Linked DNA regions of Homo sapiens: all the other regions are linked to region 2. A link is a loop called in an ENCODE intact Hi-C map of the cell type or tissue named here. Cell type or tissue: gastrocnemius medialis. All regions are shown on one strand.

Evidence for each region. Peaks named below come from ENCODE experiments on the same cell type or tissue, not always from the same donor. Only the 100,000 strongest peaks of a DNase experiment are listed, where the experiment ranks them.
Region 1: a loop joins it to region 2, with 2.5 times the contacts of the local background. A loop is called at or near these places in 3 of 110 quality-filtered maps.
Region 3: a loop joins it to region 2, with 1.8 times the contacts of the local background. A loop is called at or near these places in 2 of 110 quality-filtered maps.

Annotation. Positions count from the first base shown.
Region 1 is chr13:43,463,447-43,465,946 of GRCh38, reverse strand. The region is part of intron 3 of ENOX1 (ecto-NOX disulfide-thiol exchanger 1); the gene reads left to right. Among named protein-coding and RNA genes, the nearest start is that of ENOX1-AS2, 16 kb to the right of the region's middle. In gastrocnemius medialis, no CTCF peak of the experiment used is centred here; a DNase peak (open chromatin) is centred at 1,226; H3K27ac peaks cover 1,308 bases.
Region 2 is chr13:43,515,305-43,517,804 of GRCh38, reverse strand. The region is part of intron 2 of ENOX1 (ecto-NOX disulfide-thiol exchanger 1); the gene reads left to right. Among named protein-coding and RNA genes, the nearest start is that of ENOX1-AS2, 68 kb to the right of the region's middle. In gastrocnemius medialis, no CTCF peak of the experiment used is centred here; a DNase peak (open chromatin) is centred at 1,274; H3K27ac peaks cover 1,147 bases.
Region 3 is chr13:43,364,024-43,366,523 of GRCh38, reverse strand. All of the region lies in intron 5 of ENOX1 (ecto-NOX disulfide-thiol exchanger 1), which reads left to right. Among named protein-coding and RNA genes, the nearest start is that of ENOX1-AS2, 84 kb to the left of the region's middle. In gastrocnemius medialis, no CTCF peak of the experiment used is centred here; no DNase peak of the experiment used is centred here; H3K4me3 peaks cover 801 bases; H3K27ac peaks cover 1,316 bases.

The sequences.
Region 1 (2,500 bases), 52 kb after region 2:
TTATATATTATTATTTTAAAGTAACAGAAATCTCTTCAAAAGAAGACCCAAATACTGAGGCTGAACAAATAAATGAATGGATGGTAGGTGGTGCAAGCCAGGTTTCTCATTGTCAGGACAATTTCCATAAGCTAGGAGAGGGGGCTGCAACAAACCCTGTAATGCTGGATTAGAGTTGGACATATCAGCTAACTTCATGTTAGCTTAACTACTATTTAATTTGATAAATATGCATACGGACAGACACAGAAACAATTATAGACATGTGCATATAACTGGGTTTGAATATGTATTTATACTTCTTGGCTCTTTCTGCTGAGGGGGCCTGGGAGCAGTGATACCTCAGTAGCATCAAGCACATGCAGTGCCCAGACCGTGGTTTCTAAATATTATCCTCCAATAATAGGAACTAGGGATCCTCAGAGAAATGACTGAGTTTGTGGCTGGGACAGTAAAAATACAAGATCTTGGAGCACATGGTATGCCCTAAAAAAATAAGTGCTCAAAAAACAAAAAGATGTAGGCATGTGAAAGGCATACAGGAACCAATTTAATAGAGCTCCCAGAGACCAAAGCTGGAACAATTTGAGCCACAAAATAAATAACATGGTATTTGATTATAACCGAAAGTATAAAATAAATGTCTGAGTTCATCCTAATATAAATAAACAATCGAACAAATAAATAAATAGAGTCTTTCTTCTAAAAGAATTCCAAATAGTACAGGTAGATATATCCACCTTCAGATAGTGAAGCTTACCCTCCCCCTTAAATGTGGGCTGGATTTATGACTGGCTTCCAAAGAGGGGAAATAGTAACTTCACAGTGAAAAAGCCTGGTAAACATTATCTTAACCAGGTGATCAAGGTTAACATCACCATGATAAATCAGGCTGATGTCATTTGCCTGCCCCCTGATGTGATGTGATGAGAAGTTTACCTTACCTCGGTGATATTCTTCCCAATAACCCTAATCAGCCAAAAGTGAGGGCATGCTTTAAAAATACTTGGCTAATACACATCAAGACCGTCAATGTCATGGGAAGCAAGAAAAAACTGAGAAACTGTCACAGACCAAAAAAGACTGAAGAGACATGATGACACAATGCAATGTGATATCCTAGACTGGACTGGATCCTGGAACAGAGAAAGGACATTAATAGAAAGACTGGTAAAATCCAAATGAAGTCTGGAGTTGAGTTAGTAGTGATGCACCAATGTTGGCTTCTTAGTTGTCACAAACGTACCAGGCCATGGTAATGTGAGATGTTAACAGTGGGGGAAAGTGGGGGAGGAGTATGTAGGAACTCTTTCTATTATCTTTGCAATTTTTTCTGCAAATTTAAGATTATTCCAGTATAAAAAATTGTCAAAAACACTAATAATAAGAAGGCCCAAAAGGTGAAACAGATATTGGCAAAGCTCTTGTGGTATGAGTAGAGGTACAGGGCCTGAGTCCTGACTGCTCAGCCTCTTCTCACTCCTCACTCCCTTCCAGGCTGCCTCCCTCCTTCCCCAGGTCCCCAGGGTTCTCTGTCACATATTCTGAAAAGTACTGCCCTGCAGAACTAAATGCAAGCTCCTCAACATATCTTCTGGGGCCCTTCATATTCTTACCCTTGTCTAGCTTTCATCTTCATCATCTGTTGACCTCTTGCCTCCTATATTTATTTCTGTATTTATTTCCTTCATATATTTTGAAGGCACTTTTTTTCCTCAAGCAGATCCTGACCTTCTTGTTGATTTTGAACATGCTACTTTTTTCAGCTTGGAAGACCATTCTCAAGCTTACTCACCCTCAAAAACTCTTCAGAAATCATCTTAGAATTCAGCTTAAGAGTGAGCCTTCTCTTGAAAGACTCTAAGGGAAAGGGACACCTTTCTGAAATGTTTCTACAATAGCACATGGTTCTAGTTGCCTGTGTGTGTGCCTGTAAGCATGCCTCTTGCCTGCAAATAGTCCACAACCTCCTTAAGGAGATGTCATTCGTCTCTCTCTGCCAAATGTCAAGCACAGTACCTGCACATAGTAGGTATTCAATAACTGTCAAATAAATGAATGGATGAATAAGAGTAGCAATTTTATTGAAATTGGATTATTTTCTTTTTTGTAGTCTTCTAATTTATTTGAATCTAGTTGTCATGAAAATACAAATTCAACGTTTTAATAAGCAAATTGATCCCAGTTTGCCAGTTTAAAAGAAAAGCATTGGCTTTTTAGGAGTAAGTACTAGCCTCGATTCAGCCGGCATGTGTACAACATATTGAGAGGGGTTGGGTATTTTTTCCTTTAAATAACAAAAATTTCACATGGTGCGTACTTTACAGTAAATGAAATAAGTACTGTAGTGTTGCTTTTTCAGTCTGCTGGTGTTTGAAGTAGTTGTCAGTAAAGCTAGCTGCATACATTTATCTTCATTAGCCATTCCAAGGTGATGCTTTTTGATGCAGGTGGCCCAGCTCTTCCCAGGCACTTTAATTTGCCAATTATTGTACCCACT
Region 2 (2,500 bases):
AGCACTAATCCCATTCTAGTGATGTAGTCACCTCCCAAAGGCCCGCACCACTGAATAACATCACCTTGGAGGTTAGGATTTCAACATATGAATTTTGGGGAGACACACACATTCAGACCATAGTAGCAGAGATAACTGGCCCATACTGGAGTTGATTAAACCTGTGACCATAGGCAGAGGGCACTCACTCCTGAACTTCTGGTCAAAGACATTGATTGGGATTTATTCCATGAGATATGGCTTTCACAGAACTCCATATTTCACATGAAACTTGTAGAGACCTACAAACTTAAGGGCATTTTTTATGAGACAGGGTTTCACTCTTGTTGCCCAGGCTGGAGTGCAATGGCGCGATCTGGGCTCATTGCAACCTCCAACTGCTAGGTTCAAGTGATTCTTCTGCCTCAGCTTCCCAAATAGCTGGGGTTACAGGCACCTACCACCACGCCCAGCTAATTTTTGTATTTTTAGTAGAGACCGGGTTTCACCATGTTGGCCAGGCTGGTCTTGAACTCCTGACCTCAAGGTGATCCACCCGCCTCGGCCTCCCAAAGTGCTGGGATTACAGGCTTCAGCCACCACACCCAGCCTAAGGACATTTTTCTTAAATGACCAGGCCAAAAGCTCCGTAAACATATATTCCACCATAAAATATAATTGTGAGGCACACTCTAGTCTGTATTCTGTAACACACATTGTTTATTTGTGTGGTAATCTGTGCCTTCCATCACTGGATTAGCATAATGGCTTTAGCCTGTTTTCATCTTAGGGTATTGTTTAGAAGGAAAAATTAATATGCTCTGTTTCTACTAATCACAAATTCCATTTTGTATTTCTTTGATATACATTCTTTGATGTGACAGAAAACTCAAAATCTTTTTCAAGGAAGAAAATGGCAGTGAATGTGTTTAACATGTACACAATCTCAAGAGCTTAGAAAACTACACAAAATGGGGAAGCTAATATTCTGTGTGTTTGGGGCTGCTTTGTTTGAGGAATTTAATTTACAACCCTGGTGGCTTTCTAGGCATGTAAGAAATTCTTCTTCCCCAACACTGTAGAACATTTTGCAACTATCCTGTTTGATTTACTACACCACTGAGAGAACAAGCTAGATAAAATACCAACTAGAGTTTTCCAGAAGCGGGAGCCAAAGAACCAAAGTACTGCAGCTTTGTTCTTCCCTGTTGCTCCCTATGTTCTTGTGCAAAAGAATTTTGTTTTTCCCAGATGGCTTTGATGGTCATTGCAGAGCAGGGAAACATGATCCTTCAGTAGACAGGAGAGCAGAGTTCTCAAAATCCTTGCTTCTGCCAGCTGGAGAGAAAAGGACTGAATTCACAAGCTGTTTCATGTCCCCATCTGCTTACATGTTGATAGCACTGAGGCAAACCTTCTCTAACGTGTACACTCCCTTTTGTGCAACAGGAGTGTCCTTGAAAAGCTGTGTCTAATTCACATTTTTAGATCCCGTAGAAGCTTTCCCACTGACTTACATCATGACTTCAAAGATGTTTTATCTGATACTGGATTGATCTCCAGTTGGCAGTGGCTTTACCTTTCAGTCCTTTAGGCTTTCTGTCAAGACATTAATGATATGTCAATGAACACAGGGATTCAGAAACTTTTGGTAAATTCTGTTATAAAGGGAATAACCATTCTTTACTGTATATTCCACCATTCACTTATTCCACAAGCATCTATGGAGTTCCCGCTGACTGCTAGATACTTAGGGCAGAAAATAAATAAGGCTCAATATCTACCCTTAGGAAGTTCTAGTTTCCTGTGGAAAATAGGCTTAGATTTGCAGGTATAGGTTAGTATAATTAGTGCCAGGAGGCTTGTGTGCACTAGGCCCTGGGAACAAAAATGAGGGACATCAGGCTCACTCTGGACATCCAGGAAGTGTCCAGGTTTTGTCAGATTAGGAGGGCATACATGGCATGTTAGCAGGGAGAACAGCTGTGAAGGCATTGGAGTATGGAGCAGGACATCCTGGAGGAACTCTGATCTGTTCCATGAAGCTCAGAGCAAAGATTTCCACGAGCAGTTGCTCTCCAGCACTTTTCAGTGACTGTGATTCTTTGTTTGAAGCTGTAGCACTAGCATAGTGTAGTGGTTGACAAATGGACTCTGGAGCCAGATGGCCCAGGATCACATCTTGTGTGTAATTTGAGGGAAGTCCCTTTAGCTTTTCTGTGCCTAAGTCTCCTTATCTATAACATGAGTATTGTAATACTATTATCTACCTTGTAAGGTTGTTGTGAGAATTTAATCAATTAACAAGACCTAGGATGTAGAAAATATTATATAAGTATTTGACTTGTTCCTAAGACAACCCAGGCAATTAATTTAAAGATCCCAGAAGCATTTCTGATGAAAAACGGATACTCCAAAGTTTAGGAATAGAAGAAAAGACTTAGCCTTTCTGTAACTCTACTATGAATGAAAATTACCTAGGGACCTCATTAAAATGCAGATTCTTGGCCCCACTCTCAGA
Region 3 (2,500 bases), 150 kb after region 2:
CAGGCAGATCACGAGGTCAGGAGATCGAGACCATCCTGGCTAACACGGTGAAACCCCGTCTCTACTAAAAATACAAAAAAAATTAGCCAGGCATGGTGGCGGGCGCCTGTAGTCCCAGCTACTCAGGAGGCTGAGGCAGGAGAATGGCATGAACCCAGGAGGCGGAGCTTGCAGTGAGCTGAGATTGTGCCATTGTACTCCAGCCTGGATGACAGTGCAACACTCATGTCAAAAAAAAAAAGCTGGTCAGCCTTAGGTCATCCAGCTGTGCCAGATCCCTTGACTTTAAGATCACCTTTTTTAAAATGTTCACTTTTCCTCTGCTGTTCACAAAACAGTTTTTTAAGAATGCTTGAAAAAAGAAAACATGGAATGAAAAAGAGCATTACTTTAATAGTTTACAAATTCAATGACATTATAGAACAACAAGACTTGTCAATTGCAATAGGAGACTTCTGAAAAAGTTTCTCCACTGGAAACTTCTGGTAAACAGAATGTCTTCAGGTATCACGTGGCTTCTCTGCAGAGTGATGATAGGTCAGTAATTTTAACCCAGTAATTCTGGAAAAAGAAGCAGCACAATTGCATGTTTGTTAGAGCCCTTCCAGCCTGTCTCTGTGCCCTGCACAAGTCCTGGGACCTGGCCCCACACACTTACTCTGTCCCTGGACTTGAGGGTCCATCTGGCGTCAGGCGGGAGGAAGGGGGCTCTGGAGCCCTGCATTCTAAGACTCAGCATCCAAGCAGGCTTTATGCTGGTCAGGCTGTGACCTGTGCTCCGTATCTGATAACTGAGGGGTCTATCTCCTTCCCCAAACCCCAGGCTTCTATTTTGTTGTCTGAATCCTGTCTTGCTTCTCCTGCCTGAATCCTGGCTTAGGTAACCTGCCAATTGGCCTAGTATTTCTCAACTTATGACTCCATGATGTTCCTGCAAACTTTATTTCCCCTGGGCTGGGTCTGAACCCTGGACCAGGGGGTGCAGGCCCTGTGACCTGTAGACAGAGTCCTCTGGGCAGCTGCCCCACCTGGACCTGTGTTTTATCTGCGCTAATAATCTCTGTGTTCAGCCACTTTGTCAGGACACCCTCAGCCCAGGACTACACCTGTAATGCAGCCATTTAGCCTGATTACTGCCTCTTTCTCTTATTATTTTCTTAAAACGCTATGTTCTTCCTTCCAGACCAGACTTGTTCCTAGTACTGACAACTTCTCTCTGTCCCTCCTCCCTGCCCACACCTAACCTAGTTAGTATGCCCAGCCTTGCCTGGCAAGAGGCCTCAACTGCCTTTCTTTCAAATGAAATCTAGTTCTCATCTCAAATATGAGACTCTTAACTGAGGCATTGACTAGAAAGGGCAGAAAAGGAGCAAGGCATGGCTAGCGGGCAGCAGACAAAGAGAGAAGAAGTGAGGAAGGGCGGCCCAGGCACCGGAGCCCTGGCCTGGCAGGGTGCATCTCTGACTCTGAGTTCCAGGGAGAGCAAAGTTGAAATTCACTAGCTTGAACAGCAGGGTCTCTCTGATCTGATCTAATTCCTGCAGTCTCTCCAGACATTGTGGCCACACTGCCAGATGCACACCATGAAAGAGCCATGAAAAATTGTTTGGAATTCCCCAGGCCTACCAGGCTCTCTCCCAGCAATTCCCTTCCTGGACTCTCTCTGTGTCCTCTGAGCCTCAGCTCATGTGTCCCGACTCTTTTGCTGAGTTTGGTTCCCATCCTTTATCCTCTCCTCAAACTCAAGTGGGGAACTTACTACTGTTACCTCTGTAACTCCAGATCCTGGCAGTCATACGTGCCCAGGAAATGCTGAATGGATCTTTAATTCAAATGAATGAGTGCTTTAATTAATTCAACTGCCATGCCTCTAAAATCCTGAACACAAAGCCCCAACCTGCCTTCTGAAAAATGCTCATCCAATTGATAAAACACTGGCCTGTGAATCAGTAAACAGGATTTTTTTTTGTTTGTTTTCATCTCGTCCAACTGGGAACAGACAACCAAAAAGAAACCTTTGCCGAGCCTTGGCTGTGGCCAGTCTCTGCTTGGAGCCGGCAACACAGAGAGGAGCCAGACAGGGCCACGGTCTGTGATGAATAACCCTTCCTTCCTGTCATTTCAGTACAGTTGTGATAAAGTTCTACTGTATACGTAATTGGATTCTTTCTTGCTGTGATTTAAGCAGTCCTCCTCTTTGCGCTGAGTAGAATTACAACTCATTATCTCTGAAGCTCACAGGGGCAGCTTTTCCTAACAGGGCATGGAACTGATTCTTCGGGTTGCGCTGCCTTCTCCCCTTTGTCTTCCTGTGTTTGTGTCTTCCTCGATTTTCAGTTTGTGCGTTTGCTTTAATGAGCGAGTACATCATATGCTCCTGTGCTGTTAGAGAAAACAATTTCCATCTTTACATATATTGTTAAAAAAGTAATGGGTTCTTTTTTTTTCTTAAAGTCTAATCCTTCCTTACTTTCTCCTCTCAAATACTGAATCTCCAATC